Regions from separate parts of the Homo sapiens genome. Here region 2 is linked to region 1. A link is a contact called in ENCODE Hi-C or POLR2A ChIA-PET data. All regions are on one chromosome and are shown on one strand. Each heading gives the region's core, a stretch centred on a gene start or an enhancer-like site at or near the end of the contact. The rest is flanking DNA. Distances are from core to core; before and after follow the strand shown. Region 1 overlaps PEX14 (peroxisomal biogenesis factor 14). Region 2 overlaps PEX14 (peroxisomal biogenesis factor 14).

Region 1 (7,150 bases), core at 1,841-4,340:
ATTTAGAGCAATTTAGAGACAAATGTCTCTGGTGTTTGCTCGGCACTTCCCCACCGCAGGCTTTGCTGAGCAGTTTTAGTATCAGGAGCTCCATCTAATCTGTTTAATTTTAATAAATCCCTGACTGGGAGAGGGAGTGAAAAAAAAAAGAGAGAGAGAAACTCTGGACCAAATAATACTTCTTTTGAGTTACTTGGCTAATAATTACTGTAGAGAGAAAACTTTTTGTGCAATTATGATTCGTTGCTCCTTTAGCAAAAAAAATCCAACTGATCAATTCATCCAAGAGTCATTGTGCACCCTATGCCCTGTCCCTGGACTCCCATCAGGAATTTAGCAGAGAACCGAACAGACAAAATCCCTGCCCTCGCAGAGCTTAAATTCTAGTGGAGGGAAGGCAGACGATTAACAAATGGGAAAATGAAATAGGTCGGATGTCAGATGCCGAGCGCCATGGATACTGATGAATGAAGCAGGGAGCCGGGGTGAGGAATGCCAGAGTTGGTGTGGGCTGGACTGTGATCTTAAACAACATGAATGTCAGAGTGTCTCTAAGAGGGTGGCACATGAGCAAAGACTGGAAGGTGACTGTTTATTGGTACAGTGGACATAATTCCTTCTTGACCCCTAATTTGGGTTAGAGTTTTTAGAATTTTAGGCATCTGGCACCTTGAGATGCTATCCTGCCCTTCGTCCTCTAAAGAGAACCATGTGAGTTTATCCCGTACTTAAACCTGGAATCTCTGAGGTTAATCACCCATCTCCATTATCCTCTAAAATGCTGCTTCAGTCAGTAATTATCCATTTCCGAGTTGAATCCCAATGGAGTAGGTTCTGGCAGGACCTTTTCTGGGCAGAGAATTCCAAGGTTTGATCGGTGTCTGGGGAAGAAAAGCCCCTTCGCAGATTTAAGCTTCACTTTTCAAATTTCGGGCTGTTCCAGGGTCAGGTTTCCGTGCTCAGCACGGCCTGGCACCGTCTCCGATGGGGATGAGGGTGAACATCTACTGGGTCCCTAACAGTAGTTGTGGCAGGAAAGCAAATTGGCTCGCTGGCCGTCTGGACCAGGAGGGGCCTGGGTTCTGGCACCCGTGCTCTTGGACTCCCTGCAGAAGCCTTGCAGTGCTGGGCTTGGAGCATGGGCTCTGGGAGGGCTCTCAGCTCCTGGAGTCTTGGCTTTTCCTAGCAATGTCACTTCAGGGAATTGCAGTGGAGCACTGACTTGAATTATAATCTTGACTTTCTTTTTTTTAATAAACATCTCTTTCCTGAAAAGGCAAATCCAATTTTGTTTTTCTTTTAATATTATTTAATATTTAATATAGAAATTGAGGTCCCTGTAGTGCATGTCAGTTCAGTGGAAAATGAGGCGCATCAGCTGAGTTTGTTTCATTGTGAAACCGCAGCTGGGAGCAGGGGCTGCATCCTGTCCGTGTTACCGACTGGTTAAGTGTTGTGCTCTGTGACTTCTGGTGGGGGTGCTGGGTGAGGGTGAGTAGGGAATGAGTGGTATAGGGATGGAAGAGCATTGGTTTGCAAAGGTCTTTCCTGTTACTTTTTTTTTGTTTTTTGTTTTGAGATCTCTTTCGGATGCTTTAAAATCTGAACATGGAGCCATTAATGAGAAACGTGAAGTTATTAGAATCATTTATCATTTTCTTTGAAGTTTGTACTGCCATTTTGTGTAATTTACAACATTTCTTCCTTTTATCGGGAATATTTTGGATGAAAGAAAAAAGCAGCTGCTCACCTTCAGAGTATTAGAATAAATGTTTTTGTTTTCCTTCCAACCACTTGATTCTGCAGATGACACATCAACTGCGGAGTCAGCCACACATCAAGATAATTGGACTGTGTGTGGGGTTTAAGCCCTCATAGAACCAGTCTATATATAGAAGCAGTTCTTGCCAGGCAGGCATCATATCTGGGGCTTTAAGCAGGCTGCAATCCAGGAGGTTAGAGTAACGTAAAAACAGCAATAGAATCAGTCCAGAAAGTTAGAGGCTTGGAAATTGTCGTCAATAGGCTTGTGTTGATTTGACACCCTATCCAGCCACAAAATGTAGGAGGCAGTCTGCTTCCAAAGATGTTTGGCAGGCTGAGGATGAGGTGGGTAATAGTGATGCTTGCTTGTGAGGGGGGTGAGGTGGGGGAGGGGGATAGAGTTGTCTGTTAACTTACTCTAACATATCTGTTGCAAAGCAAGCTTCTAGGAAAGACAAACATCATCTATTTTTCTGTATAACCCTGCATAGTGGGGCCTGGGTGCTGTTGGCTCACACTTACTGTGTCCTTCTCAAGTGTCTAAGTAAAGGGCTTTTTCCTGCCTCATCCAAGAAATGGTCCTGGTTGGGGTAGGCAAATGAAACAAATAAAACACACCACCATACTTTCTCATTCCAAAAGGTGAAACTAGATCTTATCCTTCTACTGTTCCTGGAAGTAGAAACCCCGGTAGCAAAACCGCCTCCTTGCTGGAAATGAACTTGAAGAAACCTGGCGGTCCCAACCTTGGTAGTGGGCTAGAGGTAAAGGGCTTCTCTGTAGAATATTTCAAGGGGGAGTAAATTCTTACACAGATTTCAATTTAACTCTCTTTTATTACTTTTCTTTTTTTTATCATTTACGTCTATTTCATGAGGTAGTTTGCATGTCCTTGAATGGAATCTCGTTACCATGAAAGCTTTTTTAGCATTGATTTCATAACAGTCTTAATTTAATAGCTCCGTCATTACTGAGAAGCTCTGGGAGTGGGGCCCTGGCTTTCCAGGTCACTGACCTTTTAATTACAAACCTTGTTCTGATGGCCAGGTTATCGACTGGACAGCTCCCAGCTTGTGCCCCCAGGATGAAAACGAAAATAACTGTGTTTCCTCCCCCATCTCCAGGAAAAAAAAAATTGTAACCTCTTGTGTTTCTAAAATTAATTTTCTCCTTCAGCTTTACTTTATAATTAATTCTTTAATGTGTCTTAGTGAAGCCAGAAGTCTTTTCACAAAGCTTTTCTTCCTAGAGCTTGGGTCCAGCAGATAGCTTGGGGGGAGGGCACGGAAATCTTGCCAGCTCCCACCCCTTGCTTGCGTGTGGCCCATTTCCTCATCCTCAGAAACTCCTGCGGCTGAGCTGGAAGGAATACAATTGGCTCTGTGAGGGGCTGTCTGGCCCTTCTGATTTTTTGTTAACGAGACATGGATTGTGGCATCAAGATTTAGATTCATTCCTCTGTTTGTTGGAGTCATTGAAGCCAGTATATCCTGGACATTTTTTAAAGAGGTCCCCATTCTGAGAAAAGACAGGAGTTGAATGTCTTATTGATTCTTACCTTTCTGTTCGTTATAGACGACCAGAGGAAACAAATGCCCGACACGGATTCGACTCAGTCATAAGTGTGAACCAAATAGGCCGATCTGGGTTCTCTCACTGACTGAAGAGGAAGAGAAATAAGAGAGGACAGTGGGCAAAATGTAGGGTGACAACCAAGGGTTCTGGTTTGCCCAGAATTGCCCTGGGTTCAACCCTGAAGTTCCCATGTTGTGGACAGCCCCGTGGTCCTAGACAAACAGGTCACCTTAGCGGTAAAAGCCTTTCTCAGGAGTGAGAGCTACCAGGGGAGACAAAACGGGTTTGGTTTTGGAACCTGGAGGAAGAAGGCAAAATGAGAAGAGTCCACTGGCAGTGAGTCCCGGAGAGGCCCGCCTGCAGCAGCGTGGCATCTTCCGCACCCACTTCCTGCTCTTTCTCCCGTAGCCCTGCCCTAGTGTGGGTCCAGTGCAGAGCCTCTGGGGGCGGGGCCGTGCCCTGCAGGTGAGCGAGGAGCTGCTCGTGCGGAGCAGGCAGGGCTGTGTGGCAGCCGCGCTTGTTCCTGAGGATGATTGAGCATCTCCATCCATCTGTTGTGAACGGACCGTCTTCCTTCCCTGCCAGTCTTGCACCTGCATATTCGTCACCTGCTGTTCTGGCCCAGCCTATTCATCACACCGACTGGTCCCCCGCATCAATTTTCCCGCTCCCCCTGTTATCCAAACTTGCCTTGAACTCCACAGATTTTTCTCGGCATCCAGGACGAGACCTACGGCAGCTAGGCCAGCCGAATGTTGTAGAAACAGAGATGCCCTGGCTTCCCCATTCAGAGCGGGAGCTGATAGCACTTGCTGCCCCAAGAAGGCTGAGCTGAGGGGTTTCCTCCACTTCACCCTGCGATGGGGAAATAGTGCAGAGGAGTTTGCGGGGAGGGAACACTTTCAGATTTACCCAGTTACTTTTATGTTTTCCCTGCAACTGAAGACTGATTCTTTTCTTAAACTTGCGTGCCTGTAACAATACTGCAATGAAAAGGAAAGTGACAAAATGACATTGGCATGTATTAGTAAAAAAAAATTTTTTTTACTTTTTGAAAAGGTAAGGCATATACATGGTCTTAAAAATTCAAACAGTAGAGAAGGGTATACAGTAAAAAATAAGTCTTCTCTTCTCATTCTCTCATTCCTGTTCCCCACCCGTTCTCTTTTGCAGAGGATGCTACAGTTTCTTATGTATCATTCCAGAGATAATCTATCCACATGAAAGCATGTTAATATGTATTACTCCCCCACAGAAACACGAATGCTTTCTAAATACAGTGGTAGCATATTTTACACTTTACTCGTATACTTGGTGTTATATCTCGGCAGTCATTCCACATCGATACATACTGACTTGCTTCATTCTTTTCAGTGGCTGCATAATATTCCATTATATGCATGTGTTATCCTTTTAAAAACTAGTCCCGGCTGGGCGCGGTGGCTCACGCCTATAATCCCAGCACTTCGGGAGGCAGAGGCGGGAGGATCACGAGGTCAGAAAATTGAGACCATCCTAGCTAACACGGTGAAACCCCGTCTCTACTAAAAATACAAAAAATTAGCTCGGCGTGGTGGTATGCGCCTGTAGTCCCAGCTACTCGCGAGGCTGAGGCAGGAGAATCGCTTTAACCCGGGAGACAAAGGTTGCAGTGAGCCGAGATCGTGTCACCGCACTCCAGCCTGGGTGACAGAGCAAGACTCCATCTCAAAAATAGAAACAAAAACAAACAAAAAATTAGCCCCAAATTTGTGAGCATTTAGGTTGATTCCTATCTTCTGCTGTCTCAAGCAATGGCCCAATGAATATTCTTGTCGTATACATTGTTGAACGCGTGTTGGTTTGGCACCATGCTGAAGTCAGAGCATTTTTGCATATGGTAAGCAGGATAGGGGATATTTTTCTTGCTTAAATTTCATGGGATTATGTTTCATAGTAAAGAAGATAAAACTTTTTTAAGGTAAACATGGACTATAGGTAGAAGGAAGTTAATAAGAGGAAAAAGAGTAACAAATTGCGGTTAACACTTAGCACAGATTTGGATTTTGAAGGGATGGACATTCTGGTTATGTGAAAAATTCTTGCTTTCTTTTTTTGTTTTGAGACGGAGTCTCGCTCTGTCGCCCAGGGTGGAGTGCAATGGCACAATCTCGACTCACTGCAGCTTCTGCTTCCCAAGTTCAAGCGATTCATCTGCCTCAGCCTCCCGAGTAACTGGGATTACAGGGGCCTGCCACCGCACCCAGCTAATTTTTGTAGTTTTTGGTAGAGATGGGGTTTTACCATCTTGGCCAGGCTGGTCTTGAACTCCTGATCTCATGATTCACCTGTCTCGGCCTCTCAAAGTGCTGGTATTACAGGCATGAGCCACCACTCCCGGCCTGCTCAGTTTTGACCTAGCCATTGAGGGAGGCAGTGGGCACAGAGAGAAAAGAGCAGGAAGGCCTTCGTTAGTGAGGGGAGGCTCAGGCAGAGACGCATGTGCCAGTCGCTGGATTGGCGTGTGAGGAAAAAGAAGGGAAGAGAATTGAGGCTGGTGAGATAGGAAGTGAGGGAGGAGCTGGGGTTAGGACCCAATATTATATAACAGTATTGCCTAGGCTGGAATGTAATGGCATGATCATAGCTCACTGAAGCCTTGAACTTCTGGGCTCAAGCGATCCTTCTGCCTTAGCCTCCCGAGTAGCTGGGACTACAGGCACGTGCCACCACACCTGGTGAGTTTTTTTGTAGAGACAGGGTCTCACTGTGTTTCCCAGGCTGGTCTCAAACTCTCGGCCTCAAGTCATCCTTCTGCCTTGCCTTCCCAAAGCATTGGAATTACAGACATGAACCACGGCACCTGGCCCATGGAGCACAGAGAAACTCTGTTTGAGGAAGTTTACTCTCGGCTCTGTATTGAAACTGACTTGGCCTGGCAATAATAAGACCAGCCACAAAGATGGTCCTGCTGAGTCCGTCTTCAGGTGTGGGGGATCTGGGCCGGGTTGGTAGCAGTAGAGATGGAAATAGAAATGACAGCATATTTATGTAGACAGTTCTACAGTTTACAAAACACTATCACATAGTTGATTTTTTCACTATGACCCTAGTATGTAGTGGGCAGGTTAATGAATATTAGTTGATTTTTTCGCTGTGACCCTAGTATGTAGTGGGCAGGTTAATGAATATTTGTTAAATGAATGAAAACATTATTTAATGAATCTCAGAGTGGCTCTTTTCTCCCATTTTACATAGATGAAGAAATTGAGGTTTAGAAAGGCTAAGTTGAGCTAATACATGGCAGAAGTAGAACTAGAATCTATGTCTTCTGACCAAGATTCTTTGAACTATACCACGTACTTTCTGGAGAGGAAGGACAGAACCACAGACATGGCAGAAGAAAGAGTAAGCCATGCTCAGGAGGGTGTGTGTGGCAAAGGGATGGGCCGAAGATGACTCTCAGGGTTGCTTTTTTTGTGTTAAGCAGCTTTATTGAGGTGTAATTGACATACAGTAAACTACACATATTTAATGTGTGGTTTTAAAAAGTTATGACATATGTATAATTGGGAAACTATCATCACAATTAAGATAATGGACATGCCCAGCATCCCCAAAAGTTTCCTCCTACCCCTTGGTAATCCCTTCCTCCTGTGGTCCCCCCAACCCCCATATCCTGGTTTGCAAGTATGCATTGATCTGCTATCACTATAGATTAGCCTTTTTTTTTTTCTTTTTCTTTTTCTGAGACAGGATCTTACTCTGTCACCTAGGCTGGAGTGCAGTGGCGTGATTACGGTTCACTGCAGCCTTGACCTCCCCGGGATCA
Region 2 (7,366 bases), core at 2,213-4,712, 71 kb after region 1:
TTTTTTTCCTTTTATGATTCATGGTTTTGCATCCTAAAGAAGACTTTGTCTATTCCAAGGTTGAAGAGACTTTCTCCTATATTGTCTTCTAGGAGACACTGTCTCACTCTGTCACCCAGGCTGGAATGCAATGGCCTGATGTTGGCTCACTGCAACCTCTACCTCACGGGCTCAAGTGATCCTCCTGCTTCAGCCTCCCAAGTAGTGGGGACTACAGGTGTGTGCCACCACACCTGGCTAATTATTGTATTTTGTGGAGAGATGGGTTTTCACCATGTTGCCCAGGCATGAGCCACTGCACCCAGTTTATAGCGTTAGTTTTTATGTTTAGGTCTGTGATCTATTCTTAGTTAATTTTCGTGAATGGTGTGAGGTGAAGGTCAAGGTTCGTTTCTCCCCATAAGGATATCCAGTTGTGCCTATACCTTATGTTCAAAAGATTATCTTATCCGCATTGAGTTACATGTCTATAAAAAATCAACTCACAGCCAGGCTTGGTGGCTCACATCTGTAATCCCAGCACTTTGGGAGGCCAAGGTGGGCGGATTGCCTGAGCTCAGGAGTTCGAGACCAGCCTGGCCAACATGGTGAAACCCGGTCTCTACTAAAAGTACAAAAATTAGCTGGGTGTGGTGGCAGGTGCCTGTAATCCCAGCTACTCAGGAGGCTGAGGCAGGAGAATGGCTTGAACCTGGGAGGTGGAGGTTGCAGTGAGCTGAGATTGTGCCACTGCATTCCAGCCTGGGTGACAACAGCGAGACTCCGTCTCAAAAAAAAAAAGAAAAAAAAAAAATCAACTGACTATATATGAATGGGTCTGTTTCTAGATTCCTCTTTTAAAAAAAAATAAAAAAAAAAACAAAGCTATCGAAGTATACTTTATATGTCATACAACTCATCCATTTCAACTATACAATTCAATGATTTTTAGTAACTTTACCGAGTGATGCAGCTGTCACCATAAATCAGCTTTAGAGTACTTCACCTCCCCTGCAAGATCCTTTGGGCCCATTTACTGTTAATCCCTCTTCCCACCTCTAGCCCCAGGCAACCACTAATCTCCTTTTCATCACTATAAATGTCCCCTTTTCTGGACATTTCAGGTAAATGGAATCAGAATATGTGATCTCTTGTACCTGGCCTCTTTCACTTAACCTGATGTTTTTGAGGTTCATCCATATTGTAGCATGTATCAGTAATTCATTCCATTTTATCATGGAATAGTATTCTGTTGTCTGGTTGTACCTCATTTTGTCCATCAGTTCAGCAGTCGATGGACATTTAGATTGTCTCCAATTTTGGTGAAGATGAATAATGCTGCAAAGAACATTTCTGTGCAAGTTCTGTGTGGACATACGTTTTCATTCCTCTTGGGTAGATATCTAGGAGTGGAATTGCTGGATGTGGTAGTTTTATGTTTCTGGATCCTTCTTAATTCTTTTCTTTCTAATTAGCTTTTTGTAAGTATAATTTACATACAATAAGATACATCAATTTTAAGTATACAATTCAATGAGTTGTACAAACAAGTTGTAACTCATTTAACTCCTGTAACCAACACTACAATCACAATATAGAAAATTTCTATCACCCCAGAAAGTTGCTTTGTGCCCTTTATGTCGTCCTTTTCCCCTGCCTCTGGTTTCTGTTAACCACCAATCTCTGCTCTGTCACTGTAGTTCCTTGTGCCTTTTCAAACATTTCTTATAGAACAGGTGCAGTGGCTCATGCCTGTAATTCCAGCACTTTGGGAGGCTGAGGAGGGCGGATCACCTGAGGTCAGGAGTTCGAGACCAGCCTGGCCAACATGGTGAAACCCTGTCTCTACTAAACGTACAAAAATTAGCTGGCCGTGGTGGCGGGCGCCTGTAATCCCAGCTACTCGAGAGGATGAGGCAGGAGAATCCCATGAACCCGGGAGGCGGAGGTTGCAGTGAGTTGAGATTGCACCATTGTACTCCAGCCTGGGTGACCGAACGAAGCTCCATCTCAAAAAATAAATAAATAAATAAAAATAAAACATTTTGTATAAATGGAACCATATAGTATGTAGACTTCTGTGTCTGGTTTCTTTACCGTAACATAATGGTTTTGAGATTGATTCATGTTTTTATATACATATATATGTATTGATATATAAATACATATTTATATAAATACATATAATTTTATTCATATATAATTTATATATGCATTTCTATATTATATGTAAATATATGTAATATATATTTGGAAAATACATATAAAAGGAATGAACTGTTTATGTCTATATCATGATTGTGATTCATGGTTTTTGCATCCTAAGAAGCCTTTGTCTACCCCAAGGTTGAAGAGACTTTCTCCTATATTGTCTTCTAGGAAGTTTTATAGTGTTAGTTTTTTGGAGACACCATCTCACTCTGTTGCCCAGAGTATATTTATTATATATTTATATATATTATACACAAATATATATAACTTTACATATATATATATATATACACACACACACACACACACACACACATATATATATACACAGAGAGAGAGAGATATCATTCTTTTTCATTACTGAGTTGTATTCCAGAGATCAGTGGGCTTTCTTTTTCGTTTTTCTTTTTTTTTTGAGATGGAGTTTCACTCTTGTTGCCCAGGCTGGAGTGCAATGGCGTGATCTTGGCTCACTGTAACCTCTGCCTCCCGGGTGGGTTCAAGTGATTCTCCTGCCTCAGCCTCCCGAGTAGCTGGGATTATAGGCATGCGCTACCACGCCTGGATAATTTTGTATTTTCAGTAGAGACGAGGTTTCTCCATGTTGGTCAGGCTGGTCTCGAACTCCTGAACTCCTGACCTCAGGTGATCCGTCCGCCTTGGCCTCCCAAAGTGCTGGGATTACAGGCATGAGCCACTGCCTGGACTTTTTCTTTAAATGGGTATATTTTAGACTTTGTGAGCCACATATCTCTGTCACATGTTTTCCTTCTCACCTTTTTCTCTTCTCCCTTCATCCTCTCTTCTTTCTCCTCCTTCTTCCTCTTCCTGTTCTTCTTCTCCCTTTCCCATGACCACAATTCTTTAAAAATTTAATAACCAGGCTGGGTGCGGTTGCTCACGCCTGTAATCCCAGCACTTTGGGATGTGAGTTGGGTGGATCACTTGAGGTCAGGAGTTTGAGGTCAGGAGTTTGAGGTCACCATGCCTGGCCAGCATGGTGAAACCCTGTCTGTACTAAAAATATAAAAATTAGCTGAGCCTGGTGGCATGCCTGTAGTTCCAGCTACTTGGGAGGCTGAGGCAGGAGAATCACTTGAACCCAGGAGGTACAGGTTGCAGTGAGCTGAGATTGCGCCACTGCACTCCAGCCTGGGTGACAGAGCAAGACTCTGTCCCCCCACCGAAATAAAAAAAAAATTAATAGCCATTCTTAGCTCATGGCTACATAAAAATAGGCTAAAGTAGGATTGGCCAACTGGCTATAGTGCCAACTTCTGTTGCTCCATGTACCGCAATTTCTTTATCTGTTGACCAGTTGGTAGTCATCTGGCTTGCTCCCAGTTTGGGGCTATTATGAGTAAAGCTGCTGTGAACATTCATGTATAAATCTTTATGTGCACTTATACTTTCATTTCCTAGGAGTGGAATGGCTTAGTCACATGTTAGGTCCATGTTTAACTTTAAAAGAAACTGTCAAACTATTTCCCAAAATGGTTGTAGCGTTTGTGTTCCCATCAGCAATATGTAAGAGTTTCAGTTGCTCCATATCTTTGTCAACACCCGATAGTCTCATTTTTGAGTTTAGCCATTCTAATGTGTATGTAATGGAACCTTATTGTATAGTACTTTTAATTTGGATTTCCCTAATGGCTAATGACATCAAGCATATTTTCATGTACTTATTGGCCATTCGTATATCTTTTGTACAGAGTCTCTTCCAATCTTATGCCCATTTTAAAAGCCACTTTGTCTTTTTATTATTATTGAATTGTCAGAGCTCTTTATGTATTCTAGTTACAAGTGCTTTGTCAGATATATGCTTGGCAGATATTTTCTCCCAGCCTATGGCTTGTCTCTTCATTTTCTTGACAGTGCCTTTTGAAAAGCAAAAGCTTTAAATTTTGATGGTGTCCATTTGATCAGTTTTTTCCTTTTTGGTTCATGCTTCTTATATCTTAAGATGTTTTTGTTTACCCCAAGGTTGCAAAGATTTTCTTCTATGTTTTCTGATTTCTTATAGAAGTTTTATAGTTTTTGCTTTCTTGTTTAGGTGTGACCCATTTTGAGTTAATTTTTGTGTATGGTATAAGGTGAGAGTCAAGGTTCATTTTTTTTTCCTATGGATATCCAGTTGTTCAGCATGGCTGTTGCAAAAATTATCCTTTCCCCATAGAGCTACCTTGGCCTCTATCAAAAATCAGTTGACCATGTAAGCATGGGTCTATTTCTGGACTCTTCTGAATTCTTAACAGCTTAATTAGAGCTCATATTTTTTAATCTATGGACAGGGGATATAGATATGCCTCTCGGTGTCCTTCCTGCCTAAAGATGACACTGCTAATGGCATTGTAGCCCATGAAAAGTGGAAAAGATTGTCTTTCATGGGATGTACGTGTAAATACAGGCTTTGCATTTTCCAACAGGACTACTGTTGGGCTACTGTGGTGCCTTTTGCCATCCAGGCTGCCAAGTCCTTCTGTTCAGAGCAGAGACGATCTGTTTCTGTTGCTGCTCTCTGGGCCTGTCTTTCTGCCCACTGCCAGCCATCCACAGCCATGTGCTTCAGGGCCCACCCCGCCCCCAAGCTATAGCCAGCCCTTCTCAGCCCAGCCAGGTCCCCGTCTCTCTGCACTTGTGCTCTCCACCTCTGTGCTGTAGCAAGCACTGATTTGGTGGGCTGGCTTTATTCCAGGACCTTACTGGGAGTGAGCCTGTCTTGTCATTTAATTTTCAGGGTGGCTTCTGAGCGAAGCTGATGGGCTGATGTGAGAAGCTAGAGACACTGCTGTATAGAGACATGGCTCCAACCCTGATGAGCCTGGAGGCGACCTCAATGGGCTGGCCCCGTTTCTACCACTGCCTTGCCCATGCTTGGGCTGCCAGCCTCCCCAAGGACGTGAGAGTTCTCTCCCTCTTGTCAGCCAGCACATCACTGGAGTGCCTGTTGTCTCGGCAGGATGGTTCCGTGACAGCTCTCAGCTCTGTGTTGCCGATGAACCTTTACTGGATTGCAGGATTTCCATGGTGTGGATCGGTCTGTGACTTGCTCAGCAAGGTTTCAGGCTCAACATTGCCGTGTTGTATGCACAAGTCCTAGTCCTGTGCATGTGTTCTTAGTTGATGATGTTTGTTCTCACCTGTTAGGTGAGAATTTGGTTGGTGGAGGTATAAAGAAACAGAGTCATGTTGGTTTTGTTGGTGTTCAGTGAATAGTTAGGAGCTGTGGGGATGCACCTCTCCTGCCCCCGCTCTACCATGGTTTTACCCAAACTGGAGCCTTTGCGCAGGCTGACCTCCATGGAGCCGGGCAGAGCTTAAGCTAGTTCGTGGAGTCCTTGGAAGGTTGGGTTTTGAAGAGCTCCATGCCCTTTGCTCTATAGCAGTTTATCCCCTGACCTCATTGCAGCCCACAGCGCCACAGCGTAGAGGCAGTCCAGGAAGGCCCAGGTGTGCAGGATGAGGATTGCCACCACAGATGCCCGTCTCTTCAGCCTTCACAGAGATGCCAGGGCTTTGGTACTGGTGAGGAACCCCTGCCACGCAGCTAGGGCGCCGGTCCTTAGACAGCTGGGCTCTGAGTGAGAGTGAAGATATCGCCTGTTCTTGGATTCTTTGGGGCTCACAAAGCCCTGCCACCTTCAGTCAGTGCTTGATAAGAAGAGAAAAATGTCCTTGGAACCCCCCTGGCTGGTGGTGGCATGAGGGTTTCTGACCCCAGGCTTGTTGCCCACTTGCTACCTTGTCTGCCTTGTCTGCATGGCAGGCCAGTCCCTGCTTCCAGAGTGGAGACTCGAAGCATTTAAAAAGCCCACTCATTCTCTTCCTTTTCTTCCCAGCTAGAGAAGAGTGACTGCCCCATCTCCTGCCCTTGTCTTTATACCTCCGGACATTCAGGGAGCCTGGTGGCGGGGAGGTGTGTTCCCAGGCGCCCTGCTCTCAGTTCCCTTGCGGGGTCTGCACCAGACTTGGAAAAAATAGGCCCCAGGGTGGGGAGGGGCAGGACTTGAGGTGGTCGTGGCTGGGAGTTTGAGCTAGTGTGGACTGTGCTAATGTTTTTGCAGTAGCCTGGTCTGTTACCCTCTGAGAGCCACACAGCGGGTAGGAGTCATCTCTATCCGAGTTTTTCTCTTTTTTCATTTTGCCACAAGACAGAATTGTATCACACATCTCCAAAACGAGTAAAATGGCATTTCAGCTTCTTGTCTTTATAGACTCTCTGAACTTTAGGAAAGATCATTCTGGTCCCTTTTCATTAATAATGAAAACCAGGGGGCAATAAAATGTTCTTAACGTGAGCATGGCAGGAATGAGGAGCGGTGAGGGGTGAAGGGTGAGGCTGCAGGGACCACAGGTGTTTCTTGGGGCTGGAATAGCTCAGAACTCTGGAAAGTGAGGCAGCTATTGGGAGGGTCCTGGTCCTCAACCCACACAGCCAGCGTCTGCTCAGCCTTGACAGCCCAGAGGGCCCCAGAGAAGGCTGTCCTTCTCATGGCGGGATGTTTGCGGGTGAGCAGAGGAATCCAGCAAACTCCAGGTGCTGGTCAAGCTTTCAGCCAAGTCACAGCTGCTTTCTTGCAAGAGGCTTCATGGTGTCTGAGAAATCAGTGGTGAATATGGTATTCGGGCCGTGGGCCCCGTTCTGCACTTGTTCTGCCTGAGGATTTTGGCTGCAGGGAGGGATGTTCCGGGTATGGATGAAGGCCCTCCTGAGCAGGGACTCTGAGAGAGCGGGGTGGCCAGGTTGCTCTGTCTTCACTTTTTCCTCCTGAAAATGGACTTGCACTAGATGTCAGGTTTTGTATCTGGAGCGCCAAGCAAAGCTGGCTAGAAGAGGGGAGACAGAAGAGACACCTGACCAGGACTCCAAGTGCCCGGCTCCTTGGGGTCGAGGTGAAAGATCCGTCTGCCTCAGTGCTCTTAGAGCTCCCTGTATAACGAGAGGTGATTTGTGTCGGGTGGGGGTGTCCACCATCAGTGAAGTAGCACTGTCCCCTTCCCATGGCAGTTTCTTAGACACCGAGTGTCACTGCACAGCCTGGGAAGGGAGTGGGGGAAGTCCTTGCTAACCATAACACAAACCCCAGAACCCATAAAAGAATAGATTGATAAATTTGTATAAAAACCTCTGCATGCGACAAAACACCATTAGCAGAGTCAAAAGAAAAATAAACCA

Evidence for each region. A loop is a pair of places that touch in the nucleus more often than their neighbours do. ChIA-PET counts read pairs that join two places held with the same protein, here RNA polymerase II (POLR2A). Pooled maps may share reads with other maps.
Region 2: a map of right cardiac atrium shows a loop between it and region 1 (3-fold over the local background). The contact joins two enhancer-like sites. A Hi-C loop is called at or near these places in 9 of 168 maps with a recorded cell type or tissue (Panc1, astrocyte of the cerebellum, esophagus squamous epithelium and 6 more) and 3 of 50 pooled maps. POLR2A ChIA-PET finds 5 or more read pairs at or near these places in 5 of 52 experiments (AG04449, AG04450, HEK293 and 2 more).

What each region holds. Positions count from the first base shown.
Region 1 is chr1:10,537,713-10,544,862 of GRCh38, forward strand. The region is part of intron 3 of PEX14 (peroxisomal biogenesis factor 14); the gene reads left to right. Among named protein-coding and RNA genes, the nearest start is that of PEX14, 66 kb to the left of the region's middle. RefSeq lists an enhancer at 3,236-3,779. Within about 2 kb of position 3,091, at least 7 of the 41 ENCODE cell types and tissues checked have a DNase peak (open chromatin) inside an H3K27ac peak, as active enhancers do.
Region 2 is chr1:10,607,894-10,615,259 of GRCh38, forward strand. All of the region lies in intron 4 of PEX14 (peroxisomal biogenesis factor 14), which reads left to right. Among named protein-coding and RNA genes, the nearest start is that of PEX14, 140 kb to the left of the region's middle. Within about 2 kb of position 3,463, at least 3 of the 41 ENCODE cell types and tissues checked have a DNase peak (open chromatin) inside an H3K27ac peak, as active enhancers do.